Regions from separate parts of the Mus musculus genome. Here regions 1, 3, 4, 5 and 6 are each linked to region 2. Evidence: chromatin loops called from intact Hi-C (ENCODE). Cell type or tissue: left cerebral cortex. All regions are shown on one strand. Region 1 holds the start of Slc25a45 (solute carrier family 25, member 45). Region 2 has its middle 16 kb from the start of Scyl1. Region 3 overlaps Frmd8 (FERM domain containing 8). Region 4 has its middle 9.6 kb from the start of Capn1. Region 5 overlaps Gm10814 (predicted gene 10814). Region 6 overlaps Pola2 (polymerase (DNA directed), alpha 2).

Region 1 (5,000 bases), 92 kb after region 2:
AGAGACAGGCAGATCTCTGATTTCCAGAGCACACAGAGCTATACAGTGAGACCCTGTATGGGGGGCAGGAGGGTGGGGACAAGCAAAACTGTAGTAGGCAGGCCAACCATGGAAGCAAATAATCCTACCACTTGGATGCTGGAGACAGGAGGATCAGCACGAGTCAAGGCCAAACTTGGTCACACAGCTAGTCCAAAGTTAGCCTCGGATATGTGAGGCTCTATCTCTAAAACAAACAAACAAACAAACAAACAAACAAAAACTACCAAGACAAAAACAAAACAACAAAAGAACAAATATTACAGAAGGCCTCAGCATTGCTATAGAAGACATAAACCACTATAGGCGGAGAGGAGGAATCTTCAGTTCCTTCTTATCCACCATGTGCTGCACATGGGCCAAGCCCTTTTCTCTCTGTCACTTGCCATCTTATGGGCTCTGTAAATGGAACCAAGAGGATTAGTAGCTACCATTTATGTGTTGGATACTTAAAAAAAATCTCTCTCTCTCTCTCTCTCTCTCTCTCTCTCTCTCTCCGTCTCTGTGTGTGTCTGTGTGTGTTCAACCCAGGCCTTGTACATGTAAACTGAGCACTCTACTCCTGAGCTACACCTGAAAGAAACAGGTAGGGAAAACACTCAGCCACACAAATCTTACAAGATTGAAAGTGTGTGTATGTGTGTGTGTGTGCATGTGTGTGTGTGTGTGTGTGTGTGTGTGTGTGTGTAATTTTAGAGTCTACCCATGAGAAAGTGTGATGCTGGTGGTCTTTCTGAGGTCAGCTTACTTTGTTTCCCATAATAATCTTCTACTTCTGCCCAGTTGCTTGCAAGTGACACCATGTTAGTGTCCTTTACACCCTAAAACTGCGTTGTGTATGTGTACCACATGGTCTTTGCCCATTCCAACGTTGGACTTTTCATTCTTCTGGCCACTGATGCTGCTCCTGACCTTTCTATTCATTCATCCATTCGTCATTCATTAGCATGTGTTCTGTCTACCCTGTGCCACGTTCTCTAATCCTTTAAACATGTAAACGGATCAAGCAGTCACAGGTCCTTGACTGCATAGACAACCAGTTAGCTGCTCATAATAGATCAGCGACAAGAGCAAGGGCAAGGGACTTGTCCAGAGACCGACTTCTGTCCAAGACCAAGAGCCTTCAGAACAGGCCTGGGAAGACAGCACTGCGACACCATCCACTGCCCAGACCCTCTCGGGTCCCCAGGAAAGTTTCTCCATCTCAGAAAGAGGCCCAGTCAAGTCGCATGGAACAGTAGCAGCTCTCGCCCTCATCCTTGGTTTTCACGAATCTTCACCACGTCCTATTACATATATATTACATATAAAGGTCCTTATGCATGTAGGTGGCTGTGCAGAGGCAGGGGCACCGGGGGCCAGGGGTCATTACAATTGTCCCTGAGATGACTTGTGGAGTGGTCTCACTAAAAAGGGGAGTTTTCAGCCCTAGCTTGAAGGAGGTCCGAGAGAGTAGGTCCAAGAAGAGGAAGCAATGCCGGCATTAGGGCCTCACGGCTGAGAGCCCTTTTCAGTGGAGCAGGAAGCAGAACATGAGGTCAGAGGAGAAGGGCGGTACATGAGCCTCTTCCGACTCGGCCTCTTCCTTCTTAGTTTTTAAAGAAAGGAACTGCAACTGTTGCAGTTTAGAAACAGGGAAATCTAAATCTAAGCCCTGGTATCTGCTGAGGACCATCTTGCCCCATCATCGTGAGGCAGAGAGGCAGGAGAGCGGAATTTTGGTTTTGATGTAGCGCAGCAGTGGGCCACTGCACAGTCAAAAGCCCATTGTTTCTTCCCCTGGGCAAAAGGAGGCTGCGGTTCTGATTCATGGCTGTAAACAACTCTGGAGAGAGCAGACAAACAGGCTTCAGGGCCTGGTGAGTCACTTCTGGGGGCCGGGGCCTCCCTCTTTTTGGGTTATTCTTATTCTGACTAGGCATAGGTGGCTGCTGCAGGCCACTGTAGCCTGGGACTGCCACCTCGTGGCCACGTTCTGACTTCACATAGCCCCACAGCTTGTCAGGGTAGGTGGGAATGAATGGGAATTTGCTATGAACTGGCTGGTCAAGCAGGGCCCAGGTCCTTGCTCACTAAGGCAGCCTTCGAGAGGCTCGCCAAACTAGGACTCAGTTGGCATCCTCTGTGAGCCAGCATGGCTGTCACTGTCTAGGCACAGAACCCTGGATCTCTGTGGCTGTCAACCTGCCTCTAGAGATTCCATTACTTCTCAGGCCTCTTCCAGTCTCAGGGTCACAGACGTTGGCTCACTCTCGCTAATGGTTGCCTGAGGTCTGGGCACTGGGCCACCACGCACACTCCAGCCAGGGTTAAACATTAGTGGGAGGTTATCGGGTTTGGAAAGGGGGTGGGGAATCTCACTTGCAACAGTCTCCAGCGGGCCTGCTCGGAGTACCAGTTCCCACAGGAGCCCAGAAAATGCCCGTGGAAGAGTTTGTGGCTGGCTGGATCTCTGGTGAGACATTTTTCTTCTTTTTGTCCTATCATCCCTAAGGGTGGGTGGCTTCCCTGGGAGGATGGGTTGTTGAGAGAAGTTGTTCCCTCTGGAGCACCCGCACCCAGCTGTCCCCAGAGCCTTCTGGGAATGGCCAAGGAGGCCGAGAGGAAAGAAGCAAGCAGGAACTGCTTCTCTATCCGAAGGCCATACTGTCGGGGGGCGGTGGGGATCTGACAGCCAAGGTACAACCTCACCCAAGCCCTTCTCCCAGACCAGTGTGAGGGGACCAGAACACATTTACCTTTGATCTCTCCGGCTGTCCTGTCCTTATTTTACCTTTGGAAATCTGCCCTACCTGTCAATGGGTGCACTCCTGAGCCTTGAGAAAGGACACTGTGAACGCACCCCTGGTGAGGGCCACCCCAAGCCCCAGAAACAGCATCTTCTGCAGAGACTAAGACTAGCCAGTGTGTGGCTTTCTCCCCTGGGTCCAGCAGGACGCTAAGAAGGGCTCCCCACTCTGTACTGATAATTGTGACAAGGCAGAAGGCAGGAGGAGGTGGCCAGCAGGGCCTGTTCTCATTCAAGGCCACAGAACTCTGCAAGGAAGGCTGAAGTACTGCTGACACAGTTAGAAACAGTAGCTACTCCTTCTAGAGCAGTGGTTCTCACCCTTCTTAATGCTGTGACCCTTTAATACAGTTCCTCATGTTATGGTGAGCTCCAACCATAAAATTATTTTACTGTTACTTTATAACTAATTTTGTTACTGTTATGATTCATAACATAAATATCTGATACACAGAATATCTGATCTGTAACCCCCAATGGGGTCACCAGCCACAGGTTAAGAACGACCAGTCTGGAGCCTCATCTTCCACGGTCAGAGCTGGGGATAGTGTAACACCTGGTTCTTTCCTATTGTGTGTGTGGCCTCAAGTGAGGCCATGGGTCTCCCTCCTTTGTCCCAGCGTCTTTGTGACCCAGTACCAGGTATGGTAGGGGAGCAGAGTAGGGCAGCAGGAATGTCTGTGGAGCCCCAAGAATGTAGGTGGTGGGTGTCTGAGTACACGCAGCCTTCCTGCTCCAGCCTGCATCCTTCTTTCCTCTAGCATAGACTTGCTTCCTAGACTTGGCACACAGGCCTCACTCATACCACCTTCTTGCCACCGCAGGAGCTGTGGGCCTGGTCCTGGGGCACCCATTCGACACTGTAAAGGTGAGTGTAGCAAAGGCACCAGAGGAATAGATGGTCTGGCTGGAACCTGGGTGAGAGACTGGGCCTGGCTGGCTGGGCTGGCTCACTGGTGTGCCTGCCTGCCAGCGTCTGCTGCATGGGTGACCTGGCTGCCATTGTAGGAGCAGCCCTGGCTTGCCCATCTGCCTCACATAACCAGTACTTTCTATCCAGGTGCGGTTACAGACCCAAAGCACGTACCAGGGCATTGTGGACTGCGTAGTCAAGACTTACCGCCATGAGTCAGTAGGTAGCCCACTTGTTGGCGGTAAAGAATCATCGGGGCAGGTGGGGTCTGTTTCCTTTGCTTGCTGCTTGCTAACAGCTTCTAAGTCTTCACCCTTGAGGGTATCCGAGAGTCCTCTAGTGCCTCAAAAGTGGTGACGGGGTTCTCACAGCCTCCTTCACATGCTGTCTGCCTGACACAGTGCTTGGGAGGAAGTGCTCTACAGCTCAGAGGCCTGGCCAGAGCTGGATGTGGGACACGGAAGCCCACCATGAGTAACGGTGCTACCATGTTGCTCTGCAGGTCCTGGGTTTCTTCAAGGGAATGAGTTTCCCCATCGCCAGTGTAGCCCTGGTCAACTCCGTCCTGTTCGGAGTGTACAGCAACACGCTCCTGGCGCTAACAGCCACCTCCCATCAGGAGCGACGGGCCCAGCCACCCAGCTACACAAACATCTTTATAGCAGGTTGTACTGGGGGCCTCCTGCAGGTGAGAGCGTCGTTCATGGGCACACATGCAGGTGGCACAGTGATGGATCTGAGTCCCCCACCCCCAGGGACTCCCAGCCGTGCATAAGAAGGTCTTCCTAAGGGGTGCTTGTAGACGTTGCTCCCATTGACCTAGCCATGGTGTGCCTGGTCAGGCTGGAGGTGAAAGGTCATGGAGACCAGAAGTTGGGAGGTAGGGCAAAAAGCAGAGAGTTGGGGGTCAGTGTGAAGAAGATGCCAGGCAGAAGCAGTCAATGCCTGCTGTCAGGGTTGTCTACCTTCAGAGGCTCTACCAGCCCCAAAGTTGTGGGGAGACTATACAGCATGGTGACCTTTGACCCTGAGGAGCTGTCATACTCAGTAGAATTGAGTTTTGTCCTGAAGTGATCCTAAAGGGGTCCTAGAGATCATGCCACCTGCTCAACCAGGCCTTTGCCTGCAGTACAGGGTAACCGCAATCTCTGAGCCTTGCCTGAGGCCAGAGGTCACAGATGCTGCGATTTGGCCAATCAGTGCATGAGTCGCTCCCATCATTTATTTTGGTCTTTGTTCTCAGCACTGAAGTAACCAGGT
Region 2 (5,000 bases):
CTTTCTCCTCGAGTCCTCATAGATACCCCCCCCACCCATCTCCCTACTCATCCAACTTCAAGTTATTTCTCTCGGGAAAAGGAAAAATAAAGAAAAACAAGAACAAAACAAAAACCTGTGCCGGTTGGTGGTGGGGAGACAGGCAGATCTCTGAGTTTGAGGCCAGCCTGGTCTACAAAGTGAGTTCCAGGACAGCCAGGGCTATATAGAGAAACCCTGTCTAGAAAAACAAAACAAAACAAAACAACAAAACAAAACAAAACAAAACAAACAAAAAAAACAAAGACAAAAAACACCAGACCATAACAACAACAAAACTCTCCAGCTTGGGTGGAATCATTCCTTCAGTCATTGTCCTGTCTGTCTGGGGTGGATAGAGTCCCCAGGAACAGTCATGGACACCAGGCTTGCCCTGGTGGCTCAGGAGAGAGAGTGGGATCCAGTGTGCCTCTCCTCTCCTTTCCAACCCCTTTTCTGAGAGTGTGTCAGCTGCTAGTGGGCTTTCTTTCTTGGTGAGAAGACTGAAGGTTCGGAAGAGCCAAAAGGGGGTGCAGAGAACAAAGGTGGGTAATGGGGGGCTAGAGTATGCTCATTGTGCAGAAAAGGGTGTCAGGGAACTGACTGGGCGCTCTACCCACTGGGCACTGGCAGTGGTCTGTGGTAAGAGGGAGGCTGTCAGCAGAGGGCTTTTGAGCTGGCTTCAGGCCAAGGCAGGACACCTTGAGGCCATCTCAGACCCTACAAGCTCTTCCCCATCCAATCCCCAACCCAGCTCTTTCCACTGCGTATCTCTAGATCCCTCTAAACCACATAGCTTTGCCCATCTCTAGTTCACCAACACTTCTTCCCACGCTCCAAGCAGGACTTAAGTATGTGTTCCGGGACCCAGTCACCAGCCCGACTTCACTGACTCTCCACCCCCTTGCCGTCACTTACCTGAACATCTTCAGTGATGGCCCCATCTTTACCCTCAGTAACAGCACCGCAGCCAATCATTGACACTTCCAATTTCCAAAGCAGCCCTCCAACGACCTGCTTCCTGCATCATGATATTAACTTTTCCCAACCCACCTCCTTTCCCCCCACCTCTCTCCTGACCCCGCCTCCCTCCCCCCTCCCCACCTCTCTCCTGGCAGGACTGCCCTGCACAGCTGAGTTCTGGCTCAGCCCAATGTGCCCCACAATTCCATTTGTTCCAGATTGTGTTGTGTTTAATAAGCAATGTGTTCTTGCTTGAAAACAATGTCAAAACAGCGTATGTAGCAGCAAATTTATCCTGTGTGTTTCTTGGTTTAAAAAAAGGCATATAATGTGCCAAACTATTTTTGCAACCTGTTTCCTAAGTCCAAAACCATTCTTTTCACCCTTTTTTTTTTTTCTTTTTTAAGGATCCATTTGGGGGTTGGGGGGCTGAAGAAACAGGTCCGTGGATAAAAGAATTAGTTGCTCTTCCAGAGTCCTGAGTTCAAGCCCCAGCAACCACAAGCATTCATCATGGGATCTGGCTCATATACATAAAACACATAAATATTTTTGGTTTCCTGAGACAGGGTTTCTCTGTATAGCCCTGGCTGTCCTGGAACTCACCCTGTAGACCAGGCTAACCTCAAACTCAGAAATCTGCCTGCCTCTGCCTCCCCAGTGCTGGGATTAAAGGCGTGCGCCACCACCAACCGGCCACATAAATCTTTTTTTTTTTTAATATTTATTTATTACATGTAATTACACTGTAGCTGTCTTCAGACACTCCAGAAGAGGGCATCAGATTTCGTTACGGATGGTTGTGAGCCACCATGTGGTTGCTGGGATTTGAACTCAGGACCTTCGGAAGAGCAGTCGGCGCTCTTAACCGCTAAGCCATCTCACCAGCCCAAATCTTTTTAAAAAGAGATTTGTTTTTAGCAATCTTGGTGGTGCAGGCCTTTAATCCCAGCACTCCAGAGGCAAAGATGAGTGATGCTGAGTTTGAGGTCAGCCTGGGCAAAAAAAATAAAACAATAACAAAATTATTTATGCTTGGTTCATAACACACACACACACACACACACACACGTACTTAGTAACTTATTTGCCTTTGGTTGTTCAGAGTAGAAGAGTCAGGTAGTGACAACTTGGGCATCACGCGCCCTCTAGTGGACCTCAGTGGTAGTGACTTTCAGCCTCCCCAAGGCTGCCGGGCTCCTCAGGCCTGTACTCCAGACCCAGCTTCAGGGAACTGAGCTGGTTGGGAGAAGGCCCTGAACCCTCAACTCTCTTACTCACCGGCTTTGGACGCCCCCGTGCTCTGCTGGGCTTCCCTTCCTCTGATGCAAACAGTCCTTGTTACTTCCTGCTTGCTAAGGATGAAGAAAGACACCAAGTGGGAAGCTGATAGCACAGGCCAACCCCACAGCTTTTATGGGGTTCTTGGCCTTCTCTGCTTCCACTCGGGGGATCTGTGGCTCTTCTGTGCTCTGGTCAGCCTTGGCTCGCAGGCATTTTTTGACCCTCGGCTGTCAGCTTCACCACTGTCGTGCTTGACTTATTCAGTTTCTTCTTTAAACATTTATATGAGTGCACTGTAGCTGCCTTCAGCCACACCAGAAGAGGGCATCAGATGGTTGTGAGCCACCGTGTGGTTGCTGGGAATTGAACTCAGGACCTCTGGAAGAGCAGCCCGTGCTCTTAACCACTGAGCCATCTCTCCAGCCGGATTTATTCATTTTTATTTTACGTGTATGAGTGTATTGCCTCCTTGTGTGTCTGTGCACCACGCACAAGCAGTACCTGAGAAGGCCAGAAGAGGGCATCAGATAGCCAGTTACAGATTCTTGTGAGCTGACTCCTGGGTGCTGGGTATGAACCTAGATCCTCTGCTGCGAGCAAAAGAGCTCGCTGTTAACCACTGAGCTATTTCTGTAGTTCCCACCCCCTGCCAAATGAGGCCTGGCAGGGCATGTTTGTAATCCGAGAGCTCAAAGCAGCAGGACCATGGCTTCTAGCTAGCCTTGGCGTTCCAGTTCCTAGTACTGTGATAAAGACCCAGACTAAAAGCAGTGTAGGGAGGAAAGAGTTATTTATACTTGTGTGTCACAGTCCATCATGGAGGGAAGCCCAGGCAGGAAGCTGGAGGTAGCAGCTGAGGCAGAGAAGATGGAGGATGCTCACCGGCTTGCTCTCAATGGCTTGCTCAGCTTGTGGTTTTTGCAGTGCAGACAATCTGCCCATCAAACAACTGCCCTCATAGAGTGGCCTAGAAGCCAATCTGATGGAGATATCTTCTCAATTGAAGTTCCCTCCTCCCAGATGACTCTAGCTTGTGTCAAACTGGCAAAAAACAAAAACCTAACCAATATGCTCAGCTATGTGGTGAGTGAGTTCTACCGGCCTCACCTCTGCAAACCAACAAACAAACAAACACATTCCTTCTAAGCCAGGCACAGTGACACCTGCTGCAATCCCAGATACTCAGGAAGCTGAGGCCCAAGGTTCCCTTTAGCCCAAGAACTTCAGACCAGTCTGAGCAATATATGGATACCAAACCTTAAAAAAGAAATAGGAAAAAGCTTGCTGGGTTTGGGGAGCTCGGTTGATAAAGGGCTTGCCTTGTAAGCTCAAGGACCCGAGTTACATACCCAGACCTCACACGCAGTCTCAGTGCCCGGGAGGCAGAGACAAGCAGATCCTCGGAGCTCCCTTCCAGCCAGCTCAATCCAGGCCTAGCTCAGAAAAGAAGCTAACAGTTGTTCCTGGGGTATAACAAAGTCGCTCTCTGGCCACACATGCACACGCACACAGCAGCCTGGGATGTAGGTCAGTTGGCAGTGTGAGACTAACATGTGCAGTGTCACCCTCAAACAAAGCATGGTGGCACAAGCCAGCCTATAATCCCAGGTCTGAGGAAGAGGAAACAAGAGGATGGGGAGTCTGGGGCAAGCTGGGGCTGTCTCAAACGTAATAATAAGGCCGGGCGTGGTGGCACACGCCTTTAATCCCAGCACTCGGGAGGCAGAGGCAGGCGGGTTTCTGAGTTCGAGTCCAGCCTGGACTGCAAAGTGAGTTTCAGGACAGCCAGGGCTATACAGAGAAACCCTGTCTCAAAAAACCAAAAAAAAGGTGGTCATGCATGTGTGAAGACTGGAGTTTGGATTCCCACTAAAGGATGAAGTGTGAGTCAGGGTTCTCTAAAGGGAAAGAGCATATAGAATGACTATATATATTACAAGGGGGTTTATTGGGTGGTTTGCAGGCTATGTTATACTAATCAGCAATGGCTGACTCCTCATGGAAAAACAAAGAATCTGGTGGTCGTTCATTCCAGGACACGGGGTATCCGTGGTCTCAGTCCGGTGCCAGAGTCCCAGAGAATCCTGGAGTGCTGCTGGTCTGAGTGAGGACCCAGAAGAGCAGGTTCTGACACCAGGGAAAGAATGTCTCAGCTACAGGACAGATGCACTTGGCAGCAGGAGCGAGGGCAAGCAGACAAAAAGCAAAAGCTTCCTTCTGTCACCGGAGCTGTCCCCAGAGCTGGCCCAGAGTTAGGACGGGTCTTCCCACCTCAAATAATCCAATCAAGGAAATCCATTTGGCCGGGCAGTGGTGGCGCACACCTTTAATCCCAGCACTCGGGAGGCAGATTTCTGAGTTAGAGGCCAGCCTGGTCTACAAAGTGAGTTCCAGGACAGCCTGGGCTACACAGAGAAACCCTGTCTCAAAAAAACCAAACCAAACCAAAAAATCCATTTAGGTTTTAGTTGATTCCAGATGTCATCATGTTGACAAGCAACATGAGCCAGATCAGATGGATAGGCGTGGCAGCTCTCAGGAGACAGAGACAGGAGCTCACTGAGGCATGCTAGGCAGCTAGACTCGCCAAAATTCTCGAGGTCTGAGTTTAGGGAGACAGCTTGCCTCAATAAAGTGATCAAGGAATATGCCCAATGTCGATTCTCACACACATGAACATGTACACCCACACAAATAAACTCACATATGTGCATACACAAGTATATTTAAAAAAA
Region 3 (5,000 bases), 63 kb after region 2:
AGAGTTTCTTCCTTCACACAGAGGACCTCCATCCCACTGAAGGACTAGGGCAGAGCAGCAACTCCCCCAATCAAAAAAGCTGTTCCAGGAGATTGTGGTAAACAGGTCTGTGGGTGGGGCTGAGGGGTGACAGCCAGAGGAGCCTGCCTGGTTTCTAAGGCATGCCCCTTCCCAGCTATGGGATTCTGGGATGGAGGGCAAAGAGCAAAATGGGGTTCTCTTTGTGATGTCCGATTAAAGGGGGAGCACGCTCCAATTTCTTTCTCAGGGACCTGGCAGCCCCCCACTGGCCTCATCTTCTTTGGAAGTCAGCTCAGCCCTGTTGTTTCCAGACCCAGGCAGACTCAGAATTTCCTACAAAATCTCTTGGAATAGAGAGAAGGGACGAAGTGCCCTAAAGGCAGGGCCATGCCAGTATTGCTACCACAAGAGAATATTCTGGAACTCCAGCCCCCATCCTCCATGGATCCAGTTTCTAGGCTGTAGTGTTTTTAGGTTCCCTTGTGCTTCTCCTGGTGCCAGAGGCCCCTCTGCCCGGGCTCCTTCACACTGAGCCCTGAGACATGCGGGTCAGGAAACTGCACAGTCACTGCGCATTGGCAGGAAGCCTTCCCATCCGCACTCACTGCCCTGGCAGGAGCTGGAACCGATAAAGAAGCCCTGCCCCAAATTTGCCAGGCTCTTCTGGTGGGAAGGGGCCCATCTCTCACCCTTCCCCCACTGTTGCAAAAATCTGGAAGTGAACTCTTTTTATGAAAACAGATCTCACCCAGTGGCTCCCTGTCTCCCTACAATCATAAGCTCTTGTAGGCCAGGGCTGCAAAGTCACCTCTCAAGGGAGCTCTAGCAATAAGTCAGTCTGTCCCATCCCTCCCCCAACTTGATTTGTGGGGGCAGGGTTTCTGTCTAGTGTGTCCTAGATCTCTGAGCCCACAGCTCTGGCAAGACGTGGGCACCAGCGTGGATGACTTCAGCTTATATTTTCTAAAGGTCACTCTGAATCCTGCGGGCTCTTGGTAAATATTTGTGGACTGACTCAAACAAGGAGCTCAGCTCTGCTGCAGTGCATGTGAGCCCGAGGACTGGGGTGGTGGCGGCGGCGGCGGGTCGGAGGGTGCTCTGAGGACCAGATGTAAGCAGAAGGGATTTGAGGGGGTGTCCTCAGACAGCAGGAGGGTGCTCAGGTGTGGACCCCTGCCTTTCCTGGGCATTAGGTGGGCTCTGTGTGCTTCTTGTCTCAGAAGCCTTTGGCTGGTGTCCTGGGCGTGTGAAGAACTTCAGCCAGACTTCAGGCCGTGACTTGCAGAATGCAACAGAGATGGTATCAGCCCCCATCCAAAGCTCCCAGGGCTGTGTTTCTGATTTATCCCCGTACTTTGCTGAGCACTTAGCCTGGCCCTGGCCCTAGGGTCTTGGATTCCCGGCTTCTTTGTCCCTCCCCTTCCCGGACCTTTCCCTGAGCTCACCTTTCTGACACCATTTCCTCTTTTCTCAGCCCCCAGTTCTCTGTGCCCAGAGGTGCTCTGGCAGGAGGTAGGAACTGTAGCCCAGCAGACAGGCTTCGTTTACCCTGGGGGTTCAGTAACCTCCATGACCCCTCTGGTGCTTGCTCACAAACGGCCCTGCTTCCTATAGTCCTTGAATTGCATGTCCTTTCCCAGCCTCCCCCCTAGGAACCAGTTCCTGTAGGGCCATCTGCTGGTGTCGTATTTCCCTTCCCCCTCCTCTGGGACCAGCACACAGGTCACTCTTCAATGAGAACATCCTCAGGCTAGGACCTGCTTGCCACCACAGGGACCCCAGCTTGCTCCACACGGGCTCACTAGGCTGTCCTTGAGCCTTCTACAACCTGGCTTTGGTCTGAGTGCCATCCTTGAGCAATCACAGAGGTTGGCCCGGCTTCTGCCAGCTGCACAGTGGGTGGCGTGACACCCCCTTGCTGATCTTGACCTTGTATAGGAGGGCCGTGCTCATTGGCTTAGGGTGTCTGTGACCATTACTGAAACCACCCAAATGCCTGTGACCTGGCAGGTGGCAGGAAACCGAGAGGTCTTAGAGACCTCTTTAGTCTTTCTGTTGTAAATCGTATTTATGTAAAATAATTTAAACTGGGACCAAGCTCCGAGGTATTTAATCCCAGCACTCAGGAGACAGAGGCAGGCAAATCTCTGTGAGTTTGAAGCCAGCCTGGTCTGCAGAACAAGTTCTAAGACAGCAGGGGCTACAAGGAGAACCCCTGTTTTTGTTAAGGGGGAGGGTCAACGGGTTCTCTAGTACTAGGGTGCTTATGCAGCAGTCACGGGGCCCTGGGCTTGCTCCCAGGCATTAAAAGGACAGAAGACTAGGTGAGGGCTCGGTGAGTGGGGAATGAGGGCAGCTGGGAAGAGGAAGGTGCGCAGTGCAAGGCCAGGGGCTGAGACAGCAGCTTCCGTGGGAACCGGGTGGAACACATGAGGTGACTGTCCTCAAGCCCTGCCCACCTCTGGATTTCCCCAAACAGTCCTCCTGGCTTTGAACATTGGGACTGAGTTGACATTTTACAGAAAAACAAACAGTTTCCAAAGCAGAATCCATTTCATGGTCCTGGATCCTGGGGTTCTCATATACCTGGAACCCAGGGGCACGGGGAAGGTTCTGGCCATCAAGAGTGCATGTTCTTGAGTAGGGCTTCTGTCCCTGGAGGTACATTCCGTTCCAGGCGCCACAACTGGGCTGGGCCGGGCCTCAAGTGCTGACTCACGATGCCTGCAGCCCAACAGAAAGAGAGGGCTCAGCTGCCCCCTGCTGGTCACAGCTGGACCTGCTGTTCTGCAGGCTCAGAAATGACTCTCCACCCCTAGGCACTGGACTTGGGGGTGGGGGGAAGGATCTGAACCCAGGTACAGTCCTGGACTGGGTGGAGTGCCAGAGACTTCTGAAGGGCTTCCCAGTCAGGGACAAGGACGGGTAGTGAGAATCTGCCCTGAGATTTACTCTTCCCTCGGGTCCAGGCTGCTCTGGTTTGCAAGGCTCCATCCAGGTCAAACTCAGGCTTTCCTCATGGCCTCTCGGTTCCAGTTACCTTAAAGCTATCACCCCAGAACTCAGGAGGCTGACAGAACCAAGGGTTTAAGGCGAGTATTGGTAACTTATCGAGACCCCCATCTCAAAAGTAAGGGACAGGAGCTGGAGAGATGGCTCAGTGCACTGGCTGCTCTTCCAGAGGTCCTGGATTCAATTCCCAGCAACCTCATGGTGGCTCACAACCATCTGTAATAGAACCGATGCCCTCTTCTGGTGTGTCTAAAGACAGGGACAGTGTACTCACATATATGAAGTAAATAAATAAATCTTAAATAATGAAAAAGACATGTGGCTCCCTTCCTCTGAAAACAGTGAGACTGAACCTGCAACCTCTGGTCTTTATTCCATAGGGCCAAAGCTCCAAACATCGCTGCTGCCACAGCTTGCAGTGGGGGAAGTACAGGTTCCTCCCAGACAGAAGTGAGCCCAAGTCTTCCCAGACCTGGTTCCTATGGAGACCTGGAGACCGGTCCCCAGGAGCTACCAGATGAGATTTTACTGGGGTGAAGACCTGAGGCTATACCATGGGCACACAGGACACGTGTGGTTACCATACTCTGGCTATTCCATATTATAACCATTCCAAAGTGTGCTAGGTGATGATTTTATTAAGTCCAGTGATAGGAAAGACTGGGAACACTCAAGACATTTATTTAGTAAAACAGTGCTCTGTCCTAGAGGGTTAAGGCACATGTGGTAATTAAAAAACTCAAAGGCTCAAATGGAAATGTAGAGTTTGTGTACCTGTGCACACGCATCTGGGCCCCTCACATAATGATCTGAAGCCATCAACAGCAGTCAAGATGACCTAAAGGTTGCCAAGAGTGGGCTGGTAGCTCAGGGAACACACAAGGCTCCTAAAGGGTTAACTACAGTGGCAGGTGACATCATCTTACAGACAATGCCTTATAGTGAGGTCAGCCTTTTCTTTCTCTCTGCTGCCAAAACTTCTGGAGCTCACTGGCAGGCAAACTGGTTTCATTTTCAGAGATGATGGTTTCCATTTCTGTGGCTTTCCACCAAGAAGACAAAGCTAAGCTATGTCTCTGGGATCCAGTGGGGATTCCCAGGGAGTACAAAGGGCTTAAGGGCCAGGACAGCTCCACTCCCAGAACTAGCTCTTCCCAGGAGCAGTCAAGGCTGCCAGGGGTGCAGAGCTGGGGACAGATAGGCCTTTGCGATGTCCTTCGGAGAGAGGTGGCTTGAGCCGCTGTGGCTGGCCTCAGGGAATCCCACAGTGCAGTGCAATTCGGAGTTGCCACGCCCCAGGCTTTATCAGCTCAGAGCACAGGAGACAAGGCAAAATCTAACCCTTAAACCCAGATCACAGGAAAACAAAGGAACTGGTTGGTATGGGACAGCCAATCCAGCCCAGGGACATGTAAGGGCTTTTCCTATGTGCAGCATGGAACCGGTTCCTAGGAGAGCCACCATTCAGCACAGAGACATCAGTAAAGGCCAACAAGAAAGGGGTTAGCCTGCAGAGGTGCCCTCCAGTTCCAACATAACTTAGGGGAAAAGGTGGCAGCCTGGCCGGCCAGCATGGTGGAATGTCAGCAGAAGGAATGCAAGATAAAGTCACCAAGGGCCCATGACCGAAGGCAAACACTGAACTTGCAGGTCCCAAGCTCTGCCTTCAGTCACCTGCCATCGGAACCGCCAGCAGTCCCTCCAGAGGGAAGACCAGTGCACTTGGGGAAGAGCAGGAGGGCAGCAGGGTTTGTCAGCTGCCAGCCTGGAGCAGAGGAAGAGGCAGGCTGTAGAAAGGGCTGGAGCACAGCTCTACCCACACCAGGCTCAGGGAAGGCTTGGATGTCAGTTTTCCATGGTCTGAAACTCCAGCAGACCCTGCACAGCACCCCACCCAGGCCCACAGCATCTGAGACGAGTGTGGCCTGGCCCTGCCTAGGGCTGTGCCTGGTTGTGTCTAGGGCACC
Region 4 (5,000 bases), 240 kb after region 2:
GCCCTCTGCCCCTTGGGAACCACTCCTAGAGCCACCTCCAAAGTGCAAGAATCACAGGCCCATCTTCCTATGAGTGTCCAGTTTAAATGTCACCCCCTCTAAGCAGCCTTTCCCTCCCCATTAACAAATTTACTTTTGGAGTTTGCTTTGGTTTCTGAGGGTTCAACCTGTGGTGCAGTATGGACTCTGCTACAGAGCAGTCCCCCAGCACGGACAGTCACTCTCCCTTTTGGGGGAACTGTACTATTGGGAACTGTACTATAACACTTAATGCAGAGCAGCTGTCCGCAGCCACAGGAAGGAACCGTGTCTGTCTCATCTGGTTGGTTTTCTTTCTTTTTTTTAAATTTATTGATTATATGTAAGTGCACTGTAGCTGTCTTCAGACACTCCAGAAGAGGGAGTCAGATCTCGTTACAGATGGTTGTGAGCCACCATGTGGTTGCTGGGATTTGAACTCTGGACCTTCAGAAGAGCAGTCGGGTGCTCTTACCCACTGAGCCATCTCACCAGCCCGGTTGGTTGGTTTTCAAACAAGGTGTCTAGTAGCCCAGGCTGTTCCTCAAGTTCCCTAGGTCACACAGGGTGACTCTGATCTCTTGATCCTCCTGCCTCTGCCTCTGCCTCACTTGAATTATAGGTATGCGTCTCTGTCTGGCCGCCACGCCTCACTTACAAACAGTCCTAACCCTGAAGATATAGGAATAGAAATGTCACAGAAGGGAAACTGAGACTCGGGATGACAGCAACTGGCCGCCAGCGGGAAGGAGAGCAGAGCTGGTACTCTGCTTTTACTGCCTGACGCTGCCTGGACCCTCCCCCACCACCTGAGGCCAAGAAACCAAGCCGGACCTGAGCAGCACCAAGTTCATCAGACACTCAAGTGCTCTAGGAGTGGAGTGCGTTTCGGGTTAAGAGGAAAGTGAGGGGCAGAGTAAACACTGCCATCCTGAGGCCCACAGGCAGGAGGTCAGACAGTCTGTGGCAGAGCATGGCTCAACTAGAAAGCAGGCAAGCAGCTTTTGATTCTGTGGAGGTCATCAGCTAGAGCTAAGTGAGGGCTGGGGAAGATGCAGGTAGGGGATGCGATGGGACTGCACTGGGAAACCTGCCATGCCCACAAAGCTAGGAAGAGGCTGAGCAAGACCCAGCCCATATGCCCTTCTCTCTCTCGGCCCAGTATTGGCTCCGAACAGTTTCTGGCTTCTAACTCAGAGGTGTAGGTGCCTGGCTCCAGTCCCATCTAAGGGTACAAGAACATCACCTGGGAGATTTCTGACCACTGAGAGATCATTTTGGTAGTGAGAACAATGACTCTCAGATGGCAGAGAAGCCAATCCCTGACCCCCGCCCCGGCCCCTGACCCGCAAGCCCGATGTGGTGCAGGGGCCAGTGGCTGCGCCCAGTGGGGAGGGGCTCTTGACTCGAGAGCAGCTCCTTTCACCAAGGTACTGATGTGTTGCAGGCCCCGGAGTTGGCTGCTCAGCCATGATCTGAGAAGGGCAGAGTAGACTGTGAACAGCAGTGGACACCCAACTTCGGCACCCAACTTCAGCACCCCAGCCAGATCTCACCTCTTCTTAGTTCATTGCAGCTCCAAAGCCCACACAAGGCCTCAGAGAATCCGCAGTACTCAAGAACTCTCCCACTAGGGAGCACCATGCTTCTCCTGGGACCCATAGGGGAGATTTCAAATTTAGGCTCCTCCGCATCCTCCTCCACGTCATTGGCAAGGAATCTACTTGGAGAGGAATGAGATCAAGGGCACGGAGGCTGTGTGTGGCCTTGCCCTGCCAGTCAGACCGCCACAGTCACTCATAGTGCCAGAAATGCACTGGCAAGTAGACCAAGACCTTGGGCAGGAGGTACGAAAGGAAGAGGATCAGATGAGCCAATGGGGAGGAAGGGCTAGCAACTAGGTTCATTCGCTCACAAGACATTTTGGTGCAGGGAAGAAAAGATAAGGTATAATCGAGGCATGGAGGCAGGGGGATTGTGAGGTTATGCAAAAATATGTTGATAATTAAAAGCCAACCTGAGCTACATGGACTTTGTCCCTCCAAACCCAAATAAGTAAGCAAATAAAGGAATAAATAAATAAACCCCAGCATGCAGGAAGGTGGTTCAAGAGACTGGGTTTAAAGCCAGCCTGAGCTACAGAGTGAGACCCTGTCTCAAAATAAACCAGTGAATGCCTCGATAGCCAGCGGTGGAACTGCACACTATAACCCACTCCCGGGAAGTAGAGGCAGAGGGATCAGAAATTCAAGGCAGCTCAAGGCTATGTATCAAGTTGGAGGGCTAGCCTGGTGTTCAAGACATGAGATTCTGCCTTAAACACACACACACACACACACACACACACACACACACACACACACAAGTGACTATCCAGGAAGACATAATGAGGGAGGTGAGGAGGACAGCCTAAAGATGTGAGCTTAAGGGTTAAAAGCAAGACTATCCCAGGAGACTAGGGGACCCAGCAACCCACTTCACACCCCACTAATCCAACCATCCCTGCAAGCGACTCTGAGCCTTTACCCCAGGCTGTGTCTCATTTTCTCTGAAGTCTGAAAGTAGGGACTCTTTTGAGAGGAATTTGGTGTATGTGGGGTGTCCTCTGCAGTAGAGAAGAGAAGCAGGGGACACAGGTCACCCCTTTATTGACACAGTGATATGAGACACACTGAAGCCTAAAGCAGGTTCTGTCATGATCCCACCACATGCCAGACTTGCCAGCCAAGAGGGAGAAGGCCAAGGCCTCAGACCTCCTCGAGGTGAGGCAGGGATGATTCTGTTCTTCACACAGCTGCTCCTCATTTCATGCCAGTCCCCAGGTGAAGCCGTCCTGGGACCCCCTGGGGTCCTCTGGGACCCCAGGCTAGGACTGCAGCAAGGCAGGGCTGGCCTCAGTGGAGCTGTGCTAAATGCTGGAAGGGTTTTCTGTTATTCCTGCTGGGAGGTGAGTGGAACAGAAGACCCATCTTACAGAAAACTGAGGCCTCAGCAAAGTAAAGGTGGGTCCATAGGATTCCAAAGGCTCAAGTAGCTGAGTTTCTCTCTGTTCACCCTGCCCCTTTTCTTTCTCAATAGGGTCTCACTATATAGACCAGTAGACCAGGCTGACCTCGAACTCAGATGCTCACCTAGCTCTGCCTCCTTAGTGCTGGCATTAGGAATATAACACATGTCCAGTTCCTTTATTTTAAAACAAGCTCTCTATGGGCTGGGGAGACGGCTCAGGGCCCAAGAGCATTTGTTGTTCTTGCAGAGAATCTGGGTTCAGTTCCTAGCATCCACATGGGAGTTCAAAACCATCCATAACTACAGTTCTAGATGATCCAGTGCCCTCTTCTGGCCTCCACAGGTACCAGGCATACAAGTGGTGTGTTGGGTTTGGGGTGGAAGCCAAGAAAACTTGCTTCCAAGTTAAAAAGGAGCTTAAAATGCAAGCTTTACTTTTTGAGCACGCAGGGAGGCAGCCAGTTCAGGATCTGAACCCTGTCCCTGAAGGGAACGTGTGCAACACATATAAAGGATGGGAACACAAAGTGGGGGGTGGGAGGTAGAGCTGGGGGGGGCATAGGGAGCTGCAGGGTTATCCAGTCTTATTTTGACATCATGGGTTGGGCAAGGGAGTACCCACTGGAGATTGAGTTATATTCGGGCTATCTGGCTTCAAGGTCCTTAATTCAGCTTTTGTAGCCAGGTCCCCTCCTGGACTCTGGACCGGAATTTTAGAATAAGGGAACAAAGGAGTGGGCAAGTTCACATAGTCAGTTAAGGAGTAATAGGCCATCGGTTATATATTTTTATAACTTATGCACCTTGGTTTAGATAACAGAAATTTCTATATTCTTTACCAGTTAACAGACAATTAAGAAAATAGTTTGAGAAATGGGATAGATGTTCACTCCTAGGCCTGGGAACATGACCTTGTTTGACCCTGACGGCAAGATGGAGAAGTTGTCCTTGAGATGGCTGGACCCAGACAATCGTCTCCTTACAAGTTGTCCCAGAGATGTGGGGACTCAGACAACTGTTTACAACTGAAGTTGTTCAGCTGTGGGGAAGACCCTGGCTCCCTCAGGGCCTGGGACCTGGAATCCGGCTTCTCCCTATGATTAAATGGAATCTGAAAATGAAACGGGGAGGGGGGCACTCTCAATGTGTTTCTTTTGCCTGGATGTCAGTGCAACATTCCCTCTGTCTTTATGTACCCGAATCAAGTCTTTAATATTATGCCTCCTGTCTATTATATAAGGCATTGTATTATGCTCTCAAAATCATAGGTTGGAGAGCATTAATGCAGTTTTGGATAAACCATGAAGTGAAGTTTATCATGCAAGGGACATAAAATGTCAAATCTCAGGCTGGATCAGGCTGGTGGTGAGACTGGCGTGTCCTTCCTTTTGACTTAGCATTTTAGCTTGTTGCATGGGACAATGGTCACTGCTTCCAGCTCACATCAGGATGTTGTTATCCGGAGCCCAGGAAGGGTGAGAGGCTAGTCAAAGTCTGGGCAGTGCATCTGATTAGCTGATCCAGCAGACAGGCAACAGGCGGGGGAGCAATCCCATCGGCTGGTAACATCAGCTTTCAGCAAATCCAGAGCTCAGTCCATGGGTGATCCCTGGGTGGAGTCTGCCAGCCAGGTGAAAATCTGCTGAGACAAATCTAGACTAGGGACAGAAGTTAACATTGTCTAGCAACTGGGGAAATTAAGGAATCCCAAGACCAAGGGGGAAGTCCCATTTTCTTTCTTTTTTTTTAATATTGAAATTTTTAATGTAAAAAAGACTAAGTCAAAATTTTAAAGCAAACATGCCATAACAATATGGCGCCATTTCCATAACCAATGCCCATAAAGTGGCATCAGTACAAAAATCTAAGCAAAGACAGCAGAGCAGGAGTTAGAGTGCCAGGGAACGTTGATTTCAAGAAGAACCTTTAGCAGGCAAAAAAGAAGGAGCATAGGACATGAGTGTAAGCATGCA
Region 5 (5,000 bases), 230 kb after region 2:
AGACAAACGGTAGCCCCACCCCGGCCGGTCCCTGCCGCAGACCCGCTGTAGGGCTGAGCCAGCTCCCCACCCCCTCACCTTAGGGCGCAGGCCTGCAGAGCTAGCACTCCGCCCTAGCGGTCTTTGCGCACACCCTGCATGGCCTTAGGTAAATCCGTGCCTCGATTTCCCCAACCGTGCAGAAAAAAAAGAGGGACAATGGCCTTAGCCAATCTTTGTGTAGCATTCTGGCCTTCTCTTTCAAGTAATTGGTCTGCGCACCTGGGATCAGCTCCCTTGTGGGGGTTACCTGACCCGGGAGAGGGCAGCAGAGGCCCGGAACACCAGGGCAGGCTCACACAGGACCTGCAGATCCCCCTGGGCGCACTACAAGAGTTTGGAGCATCAAGGATGCAGAGGGATTGGAGCGGTCCCAAGGCTCTTCACAGTTATAGAGGTCACAGCATGGCCGATCAAGCTACATAAGATGGACAAGCATTCATTGAATAGATGGTGCTTTTCTTGGGATTCTAGGCACCTCGACACTCCAAAAGTTAAGAGCTGACTGCGTCTAACTTTCGCACCTGGGCGTTATGCTCAGCTGGGCATGAGCTGATGAAGACGCCTCTGCCTTCATGGTTAATGGAGAGGAAGGGTTGGTCCACACACTTTCCCCGACTGAAGCCTCATCTAATGCAGGTGTCAGTAAAGGCAGGAACTTTGGCAAGGGTGGGGAGATGCGCGTGGCCGGGGGCGGGGGAGAGGTAGGGTGGTGCCTGAAGAAAGCCTAGGCAGGTAGAGGACATGAGGTGTAGCGGGTGTTGCTTACTCCGGGGAGAAAAGAGGGGAGAGTGGCAGGGTTAGGCAGATTCAGGGGTTCAGATTTTTGTTGTTTTATTTATGTGTGCACATGCATGCAAGTAAGCACAAGAGGGCAGAAGAGGGTTTCAGACCCTCACAAGCTGGAGTTACAGGCAATCAAAGAGCTGCCTGATGTGAAGGCTGCGAACTGAACCCAGCACCTCTAGAGGAGCAGCAAGCCCTCTAGAACTGCCAAGCTATTTCGCCAGCTCTTCCCTCCCTGACATAAGGTCTCACGTAGCCTAGGCCGACTTTGAACTGTATGTAGCTGAGACTGGCCTTCAGCTCCGGATCCTCCTGCCGCCACCTCTCAACTGCTGTGATTACAGAATTTACCACTAAGCCCTGCTAGTTTAGATGTCATTCTATTGGAGGTGGCTCAGAATTGTACAAGCAAAGGAGGTTAAATAAGGGTGGGCTGAAGGGGTCAAGAGACATGGGCAGCCCGATCAAAGAATGTTGTAGCAGGACAGTGGTGGCACAGGCCTTTAATGGCAGTACTCTGGAGGCAGAGACAGACTGATCTCTGTGAATTTGAAGCCAGCCTGGTCTACAGAGAGAGTTCCAGGACTGCAAAGGGGGCTACACAGAGAAACCCTGTCTTGAAAAACCAAAATAAATAAATAAATAAATAAATATTTAAAATCCAGGGACAGAAAAGGATGGCTCAAGTCAAAAAGGTGGCAGGTGTCCCTTTTGGAGGGACCTGAACATTGTTGCTGACCTATGGTGCAGTACTATAAGGAGGGGATGTTCTGTGTGTTGGGGTGCTGAGTAGGGGCAAGGACACCCCCAACAAAGAAATCCCTCTCTTCCTCTCCTGATCCCGCTTGACCTGGTGGCCCAGAGGCCCTTACTCTTTGGAAGCCATGTGGACCCTAAGTGCCACCACCTTGGTTCTGTCCCCATATTCATTGTCACACCAGGAAATGAACTTGACGAGATGATCATTGAGGGTAGTGCCAGCCTCAGCATGAAAGGTGGAATATGGAGTCTACTTTTAAGCTGCAGAAACAAACTGGTCCTCAGGCAATGCCCTCCAGACCGATTCACTTTTTTTTCTTTTCTTTTCTTTTTTTTTTGAAACAAGGGGCATGTATAAGTCACGTTAGTGTCCATGTTTCTGTTCTCTCTTTCTACCATGTGTGTTCCAGGAATCGAACTCGGGTTGCCGAGTTTGGCATCAAGCACTTTTACCCACTGAGCCTTCTTAAAGACCATCTTGAGAAAGTGGTGTCTTGAATGATTCTGAACCTTAGACTTTCTGGAAAAGATAGGAAGAAAAAAGACAAAATGAAGAGATAACTGGTTAGCAGAAGATGAGGAGTAAGGGCTGACTGGATGGATCACAGGATGTTTTCAAGGCCAGGAAGCTACAGTCGTGGTAGATACAGGGCATGTATTGTGTGCACTGTATCTGTAAACCCTCAGAGCAGCGACATTAAGGATGAACCTGATGGTGAACTGCGGGAATAACATTGTGTCTATATTGCTCCAACAATTGTAATAAGCAGAGCACAAAAATGGAAAATAGCAAGTCTCCTTAGTTTTTGAGATGCAGCCTTGCTTGTGTAGCATAAACTCATCTTGGATTCATGGTTCTGCAAGAGCAGCAAGATTGCGTGTGGTTCAAGTTCCCAGAACCCACGTGAGTACTTGTAGCTCCAGTTCCAGGGATTCTGGCGCCCTCTTCCGGCCTCTGTGAGCATTGCCCGAAATGGTGCACACATGTGCAAACAACCATAAATATCAAACAAATTTGTAAATAAATGGAGCTTGGAATGTAGCTCAGTGGAGTAAAGCGCTTGTCTAGCACACACAAAGCTCTCTGTCTTAGGGTTTTATTGCTATAAAGAGACACCATGACCAAGGCAACTTTTTTTTTTTAATTTTTAAAAGATTTATTTATTTTATGTATATGAATACACTGTAGCTGACTTCAGAAACACCAGAAGAACATATCAGAGCCCATCACAGATGGTTGTGAACCACCATGTGGTTGCTGGGAATTGAACTCAGGACCACTGGAAGAGCAGTCAGTGCTCTTAACAGCTGAGTCATCTCTCCAGCCGCCCGAGGCAACGCTTATAAAGACAAACCTTTAATTGGTGCTGGCTTACAGGTTCAGTGGTTCAGTCCGTTATAATCATGGTGGGAAGCATGGCAGCATATGGCTGATTTGGTGCTAGAGGAGCCCATAGTTCTACATCTTGATCTAAAGCCAGCCAGGAAGAGACTCTTCCACACTGAGCAGAGTTTGAGCACTAGATCTCAAAGCCCCGCCTACACTCTGAAAGCCCCGCCTACACCCTGACTCCATCAAGGCCACACCTCCTAATAGTACACCTTCCTGGGCCAAGCATATTCAAACTACCATTCAAACCCTCCATCCAATGCCGAGCACAGCTTAAACTGCATGGTGGTGTGCTCTTTTGCTCCGGCGCCTGGGAGGTAGAGGCAGGGCATCAGGAATTCAAGTCATCTTCAGCTACATAACAAGTTTGAAACTTCAGGATCCTGTCTTAAAAACAAACAAACAAAAACCTAATATAGACGAGGCTCTGGGTTCGAGCCCCAGCAGGAAGAATAGGAAGGAGAGAAGAAGGGGCAGATGTCTTAGTTGCTTTTCTGTTGCATGCTTAGATACCATGGCCAAGCCAACTTAGACAAGAAGCCATTATGGGCCAGGCAGTGGTGGCACACGCCTTTAATCCCAGCACTTGGGAGGCAGAGGCAGGCAGATTTCTGAGTTCGAGGCTGGCCTGGTCTACAGAGTGAGTTCCAGGACAGCCAGGGCTATTCAGAGAAACCCTATCTTGGAAAAAACAAACAAAGAAACAAAAGAAGCCATTATGGGGGCTATGGTTTCAGAGGGTGAGCTCATGGCCGTCATGGTGACAGCACAGCAGCAGGCAGGGAGGGGACAGGAGCAGTGGCTGAGAATGCAATGGACTTTTGACACTCTTCCTCCAACAAGGTCACAGCTCCTAATCCTTCCCACACAATCCCACCAACTGGGGACCAAGTATTCAAACATATAGGCTTATGGGGGCCATTCTCATTCAAACACCCATGAGGAAGCAAGGGGAAGTTCTAGGGAATTCACACTACTGTAGTGTTTCATGGTGAGGGAAGTACTGGGATGAAAAGGGTGAGAGGAAGGGATTGCCAAGGACCTTGAGAAAACTTTTTTTTTTTGGCAGGGGGTGGTGGGTGGTGGTAGTGGTGACCTCTTTATTCTTCTGACTATAAAGGTTTCATGGATATATGACATATTGAAACAAGATACTCATTTTGAAGCCGGGCGTGGTGGCGCACGCCTTTAATCCCAGCACTCTGGAGCCAGAGGCAGGTGGATTTCTGAGTTCGAGAGGCCAGCCTGGTCTACAAAGTGAGCTCCAAGACAGCCAGGGCTATACAGAGAAACCCTGTCTCAAAAAACAAACAAACAAAAAAAAAAAAAAAAAAGATACTCATTTTAAATATGTAATCTGTTTAGACCTCACTAAAGCTGTTAAAGCCACAGGAACTTACTGGCAGATGGGGGAGGGGTTCTTGGGAAATGGGGATATATCAAATGCAACTCTAGCCCCTGAGTGGGCTAATGAGATGAGGCTGGGTTGAATTGGCTATTTTATTGGTCGGTTCTTTTACCTACCACCCTCTGCACCCCAATCCCATCTGCCCCCCAACACTAGGTAAGAGAGAAAGAAAGCGAGAGGGGCAAGGGGCATTGATATTGTTAGGCTACTTCCTGCTGACTGCTGACTGAGAGTGGCAAGTTCCTTGATAACCAGTTTCTTCTTGTGTGTTTGCTTATGACCACTTCAAACCCCAGCAGCAGGGGGAGCAGCAGCCTCCCCCTCTCTTGGCGCTCTGGCCTTTATATAGCTCTCTTAAGAGTCCCCAGAATTCCAAAGGTAAACTATCTTCAGCTAGCAGAACCACACCCCTGCCAGAGGTCCCCCTGTTTCATCCTTAGCTTTCAGAGTTAGTGTAGAACACACAGGTTAAAGGTTCCTTCACAGGTGACTCTTTTACTCTCAGCTGTCATCCACAAGCAGGATGGCCAAGTGACAACTCTCTGTCTTAAACAGACTGTTTCTGTCAAGTTGATACAAACCTAGACAACTGGGAAGAGAGAATCTTAACTAAGAAAA
Region 6 (5,000 bases), 170 kb after region 2:
AGTTTACAAGTTTAAGGGAAGAAACATAAAAATGCTGGCATTTTTCTCCATCAGAACTAAATGAAGTTAAGACGAGATGCGCTTGGACTTGACTGAGCATTGAGTTTCACGTACTTTCCTTCCTTGTGAGTCACTGGCTGCCATTTGATCCTCAAACAGTGACTGGGTCGGATTGCTGAGCAATACAAACGCCTACAATACAGTTGAGAGCAGGCCTGGTGGCAAGGTCTGCAACCCGGGCACTCAGGGGGACATCCTAGACTACATAAGACCCGACCTCAAAACAAAAACCTCACAGTTCAAAGCACAAGCGACACTAAAATAAAAGTTCAACACAAGCAATGAACCTTTCCCCTGCTTCTGAGAGGCGGAGATGCAATGGACGAACAGCTAACAGGGAGCAAGCCCCCCTCGGCCCCGCCCCACGGCTGCATTCTGTCTCTTCCGACTGTAAATCACACCTCCAAGGACACTGGGGTGTTGCCGGTCCCTCTGGAAACTTGTAATCCTCCTGCTGTGAACACCGCTGACAGGGAGGCCTAGAAATACCACGCTCGGCTCGGCACACTGAAACGCCGTAGGAAGTCCCTGCACATAGGGCCTGGCTGGACCTGTTGCCAACACCCCTGCTTTCCAGATGAGCTAGGGAAAATGAGCTCAATTATGGCTATCTCCCGGGTTGCCTCAACCCAAGTAATTCACAGGCCACTTTCATAAGTTTCTGAGGTCAGCTTTCTTACTGTACACTTAAAAAACGACCAGGCAGGGAAGTCACCAACTTCTCAGAGTGAAACCCATGAAGGGCCATGCCTCACAGCCCTCTACTGTCATCAGATGCTCGCAGGGCACAGCTGTAAATATGGCCACAGTGACAGATGTAAAAGGGCTTCGCGCTTAGAGAGCATAACTCCCAAAATGGCTCTGCAGCAACTATTTGAACTCTCCTGTTTCAGAAGTCTAGAAAGTTCAATCTGAAAGCAGTTTTGAGAACTCTCCAAACCAGGTGGACCCCAGTGAAACCACACTGTCCTCCACGACTCCGTGACCACTGGTGGTCAATGCTGCAGAGCTCTCTGCTCTTTGAGATCTGCATTTTCTGTGCATCGAGTACTCTGCCTGTGTAGATGTGTGTGCGCCATCTGTGTGCCTGGCACTGCAGAGGCCAGACGAGCCCGTGGAGCCCATGGGACTGACCACTGCCTCTCTGACCCGGCAGACCTGAGAAACCTTATTCTGGTTGGTTTAGAAGGGATCCAGATGCCGGTATTTCCCTAACAGCTGGCCTGCTGTTTGAGCCCCATCCTGATGTGACAGTCATGCAGACGGGTCTCCTCAGCCAAGCACTCATCTGTGGGTCTCTCTAACGGAGACCCACCATTTGTGGATTTCTGCATAGTGGCTGCGGCCATGAGGAAGTATCAAGTAAGCTGGTGATGGAAGATTCAGTGACGAGAAGAAAACGCTCAGAAGGCAGCTGTCACCTGAGCACGGGGTGAACAGGTTATGCAATGCTGCAAACAAAGCCGCATGCTTTTCCTGTCCAAAAAAAAAAAAAAAAAAAAAAAAAAAAAAACCCACCCAACAACAACTTCATCTTACAAAAAGAAAGCCAAGTAAACGCAAGCAAGCAGAAGCAGGTGAGCTTTGCCTCGACTGGCCAGACCCGCCAGGCGCCTGGCCTTCTGAATAGCCAGGCTGTTTTCAATAGGAGCTATCAGTTCCCTATCTAGGAAGTGAGCCTTGGAGGAGCGGTGGAAAGCAAGCTTCCTTAATCACTGCACGGAACGGTAATTTTCCACGAGGCAGAGAATCTCAGGCTTTCCGGCCAGCCCGAAGCAGACGGCCCACTCCCATGGCGGTTAATAAGTTACAAGCAGTTCAGCTTGTCAGCAGAGAAAGAGGTGTGGCTTTCTTGGCGCCTGAATCGATTCTGATACATACCTCGGGGAGAAACTTGACGGTGAGAGAAGCTGACGTGGGCTGCGAGCAGCGACGCTCCTTTTGGTTAGGGGGGTTTCTGGGGTGCTGCTAACTCGCTTGAGAGGACCCTAGAGACAAGATGAAAAGTGAAACCCCACCCACTCTGGCTTCAAGTGTAGAGCGCTGCAGTTCCTTAGAAAGGACAAGGTGGTACAGTAAGGGACATGGGGCAGGACGGGGAGCCTCAGGAACCATCTCCAGCCTTGCTCCGTGCTCACACACCTTCAACGGTAACCCAACACCCACCGGGACACTATCTGCGCACTGAAGGCTGTCATGACAAGAATGCAGACATTCCCCTAAGGAGCAGGGCAGGCCAGCCACCTGACCTGCCAACCCGCACTTGCATCTTCATCCCCTCCCCCACTCTCTGCACTTAGAAAGACCAGAGTTTGGCAATGCATAGCTTTGACCTGTGTGCACACATCTTCCCGAGAAGGGATGGGACCATGTTACACTTCTTTTGGCCAAGTCTACCACACATTTTCCCAATTAAACCCTGGACCAACTCCAGGCAGATAAGGTGGTTGAGCTCATACTTGGAGAGAGTAGTCAGCAAACACCTCACTAAGTCACATCTGGTTGGGGGTTTTTTGTTGTTGTTTTTGTTTTGTTTTACTTTTTCTTTTCTTTTGCTCAACAACAGGAAGCCAGATAAGTTCAGAATTAAGGATGAAACCCAATCACGGGACCTAACATTCCCGAAAGCCTAGGAAAATGGGAGACTAACAGGAAAGACAATGTCTTGCTCAGGACAACCACACATCTCAGATGCACAAACTTTTCTGGCTCAAGGGCTCCCCCTGTTGGTGCACTTAAGGAAATGCCACCAATCTATCAACTGGTAGAGCCTGTGGGATAGATCCAAGGTGAGAACAGACTCAGAGCCATCACTAAGAAGGGCTGATGGCTCATACGTGAAATCCTAGCTTTTGGGAGCTGCAGTGCAAAGGTTACCCAACTGTGGGCCAGCACTGGCTATACCATGACTTGTGGTTTTATTTACTTTTATTCCTGTGTGCTTGTGTGAGCATGTGCATGCAGTGAAGGTACCTGGGGGGGGGGGGGTCCGCAAGAGACATCAGGACCCCTGGAGCTGCAGTTACCCAGCTGTAAACCGTCTAATGTGGGTGCTCAAGACTGAATTTGGGTCCTCTGCAAGATCGCATAACTGACAAGAGAGTTCTCCAGCCTGTTTTTTGTTTGAGACAGTCTCAGGTATTAAAGCCCACACTGGCCTTCAACTCTCTATGTAGCTGAGGCTGGCCCCCAATTTTTGATGTGCTTCTACCACCCCTGGCTGACAAACTAGATTTTAAATTTAAATTTTTCTATGTTTACTTATTAGTGAGTGTGTGCATATTGTGTGTGGGCTTAGTTGCCCTGGTACAAGTATGGAGTCAGAGGACAGCCCTGTGGAGCTGGCTCTCTTCATCCACCTTCCATGAGTTCTAGGGACGGAAGGCAAGTCCTCTAAAGTGACCGCTCTCCACACTGATGGCCCTCTACAGTCACTGCTTGCTTGTTTGTTTAGACAGAGTCTCTCTGTGTAATCCTGGCTGACCTAGAGCTGGGTAGACCAGGCGACCCTTGAACTCAGAGATTGATCTCTTACCTCTGCCTCCCAAGTCCTGGGATTAAAGGCGTGCGCCACCACACCTGTCTAAAATAACCACTCTTGAACATTCCTTAATTGTATCTTAATATCTTTCAACTAAATATAGTCACTGAAATAGTTATCCTAATTTAAACTTAAAACTTACGGCTTTTTACATACTGATTTTTAAATTCTATATGCATTTTCCTACACTGGTACAATCTTTATCCTTAATCTCTGATTAAGATAACTCTGATTGAGGTCATAAATAACTTTCATGCCTCCTTGTTTAGGATATGTCATTCTTAATTTTTATCATTATAAGCAGTTGTATGTCCACCACCATGCACCAGTGTGTGACCTGCATCATTCCCTCAGGCATTTCTAGGAGGTGGGCGGCTGGGAACAAACTGTGGGGCCTTGAAGACACTAAACATGTACCCACTGGGCTACACTCCTAGCTCTCATGAAACCTTTCTCCACAAAGGATGAATAAAACAAAGGATAAACATGACTTTACGATTCCTCCAGCTATTTTTTCAAAAAGATTCCTCTAGTGCACTAATTCTGCAGTGATCATGGCCCAGGCCCTAGGCAAAGAACAGGGAAGGAAGCAGCACCCACACTCTGAGAGCGTCTGTAATGGAAAGAAATGAACCAAAATTAAGATCCAAGAGGAAGAGACAGGAGGCTGCCACTTCTGACAGGCTGCTAGGTCTGGTATGCCTGAAGACCAAGCAAGATAACAAGTGTGTCAGAGTGGAGAGACAAAGGCAAGGCAGGACCAGTTCAGACACACCCTCTCCTCACACAAGGTAATTCACAACGTGAACCTTGTGTTTAAAGAGACCAGGCTGCCCTGGAATTCACAGATATCCACCTGCCACTGCTCCCAAGTGTTGGGACTAAAGGTGAGTGCCCCCATGCACAGCTCTGTGATGTGGTTTTAAGAATGCTATTTACGGGCTGGAGAGATGGCTCAGTAGGTAAGAGCACTGACTGCTCTTCCAAAGACCCTGAGTTCAAATCCCAGCAACCACATGGTGGCTCATAACCACCTATAATGGGATCTGATGTCCTCTTCTGGTGTGTCTGAAGACAGCTACAGTGTGCTCATATACATAAAAAAAAAAAGTTATGTGTAGGATGCAATTCCCAGATGCCGCATGTTCACCTTAGAGGGTGTGGTATAAGAGCTTAGGAGGGTCTCCTCTTCCTCCTCTGCTTCAATTCTGAAAACACTGGTCAAGGAGAGCAACTACAGGAGAGTAAATGAGAGACTGAATGTTAGGCATTTTTAAAGTTTGTTTTAAAAGCATATATACAACCTGGGAAATTACATAGCACATGTATGTGCTTAGTCCAAAGACCTTCAGCAGAAAAGGATACAGCTCTTGTATAGAAACAATGTCTCTGGTTCCTG

What was found. Peaks named below come from ENCODE experiments on the same cell type or tissue, not always from the same donor. Only the 100,000 strongest peaks of a DNase experiment are listed, where the experiment ranks them.
Region 1: a loop joins it to region 2, with 7 times the contacts of the local background. A loop is called at or near these places in 38 of 42 quality-filtered maps.
Region 3: it touches region 2 in a loop (5-fold over the local background); 31 of 42 quality-filtered maps call a loop at or near these places.
Region 4: it touches region 2 in a loop (2.2-fold over the local background); 5 of 42 quality-filtered maps call a loop at or near these places.
Region 5: it touches region 2 in a loop (2.1-fold over the local background); 5 of 42 quality-filtered maps call a loop at or near these places.
Region 6: a loop joins it to region 2, with 3 times the contacts of the local background. A loop is called at or near these places in 11 of 42 quality-filtered maps.

Annotation. Positions count from the first base shown.
Region 1 is chr19:5,876,198-5,881,197 of GRCm38, forward strand. Slc25a45 (solute carrier family 25, member 45) reads left to right here and starts at 1,625. Exons shown (of 6, transcript NM_134154.4): 1 at 1,625-2,494; 2 at 3,652-3,695; 3 at 3,888-3,959; 4 at 4,243-4,428. The coding sequence starts at 2,458. In left cerebral cortex, a CTCF peak has its summit at 2,006 (motif pointing left); DNase peaks (open chromatin) are centred at 1,597, 1,962 and 2,472; H3K4me3 peaks cover 789 bases; H3K27ac peaks cover 2,046 bases.
Region 2 is chr19:5,784,462-5,789,461 of GRCm38, forward strand. No RefSeq gene overlaps it. Among named protein-coding and RNA genes, the nearest start is that of Scyl1, 16 kb to the left of the region's middle. In left cerebral cortex, CTCF peaks have their summits at 2,139 (motif pointing left) and 2,780 (motif pointing right); DNase peaks (open chromatin) are centred at 2,156 and 2,786; H3K27ac peaks cover 397 bases.
Region 3 is chr19:5,847,588-5,852,587 of GRCm38, forward strand. It overlaps Frmd8 (FERM domain containing 8), which reads right to left. Exons shown (of 11, transcript NM_026169.4): 11 at 3,387-5,000. Among named protein-coding and RNA genes, the nearest start is that of Neat1, 4.6 kb to the left of the region's middle. In left cerebral cortex, a CTCF peak has its summit at 2,796 (motif pointing left); DNase peaks (open chromatin) are centred at 620, 918, 1,686 and 2,756; H3K4me3 peaks cover 1,918 bases; H3K27ac peaks cover 4,013 bases.
Region 4 is chr19:6,022,361-6,027,360 of GRCm38, forward strand. No RefSeq gene overlaps it. Among named protein-coding and RNA genes, the nearest start is that of Capn1, 9.6 kb to the left of the region's middle. In left cerebral cortex, no CTCF peak of the experiment used is centred here; no DNase peak of the experiment used is centred here.
Region 5 is chr19:6,015,804-6,020,803 of GRCm38, forward strand. Gm10814 (predicted gene 10814) reads left to right here. Exons shown (of 5, transcript NR_045783.1): 3 at 1-9; 4 at 514-680; 5 at 1,995-2,656. It also overlaps a transcript of Capn1 not described here. Among named protein-coding and RNA genes, the nearest start is that of Capn1, 3.1 kb to the left of the region's middle. In left cerebral cortex, CTCF peaks have their summits at 113, 902 (motif pointing right) and 2,532 (motif pointing left); DNase peaks (open chromatin) are centred at 912 and 2,519; H3K4me3 peaks cover 1,073 bases; H3K27ac peaks cover 557 bases.
Region 6 is chr19:5,954,067-5,959,066 of GRCm38, forward strand. Pola2 (polymerase (DNA directed), alpha 2) reads right to left here. Exons shown (of 18, transcript NM_008893.3): 3 at 4,967-5,000; 4 at 4,752-4,809; 5 at 1,942-2,048. Among named protein-coding and RNA genes, the nearest start is that of Pola2, 7.6 kb to the right of the region's middle. In left cerebral cortex, a CTCF peak has its summit at 2,786 (motif pointing left); a DNase peak (open chromatin) is centred at 2,779.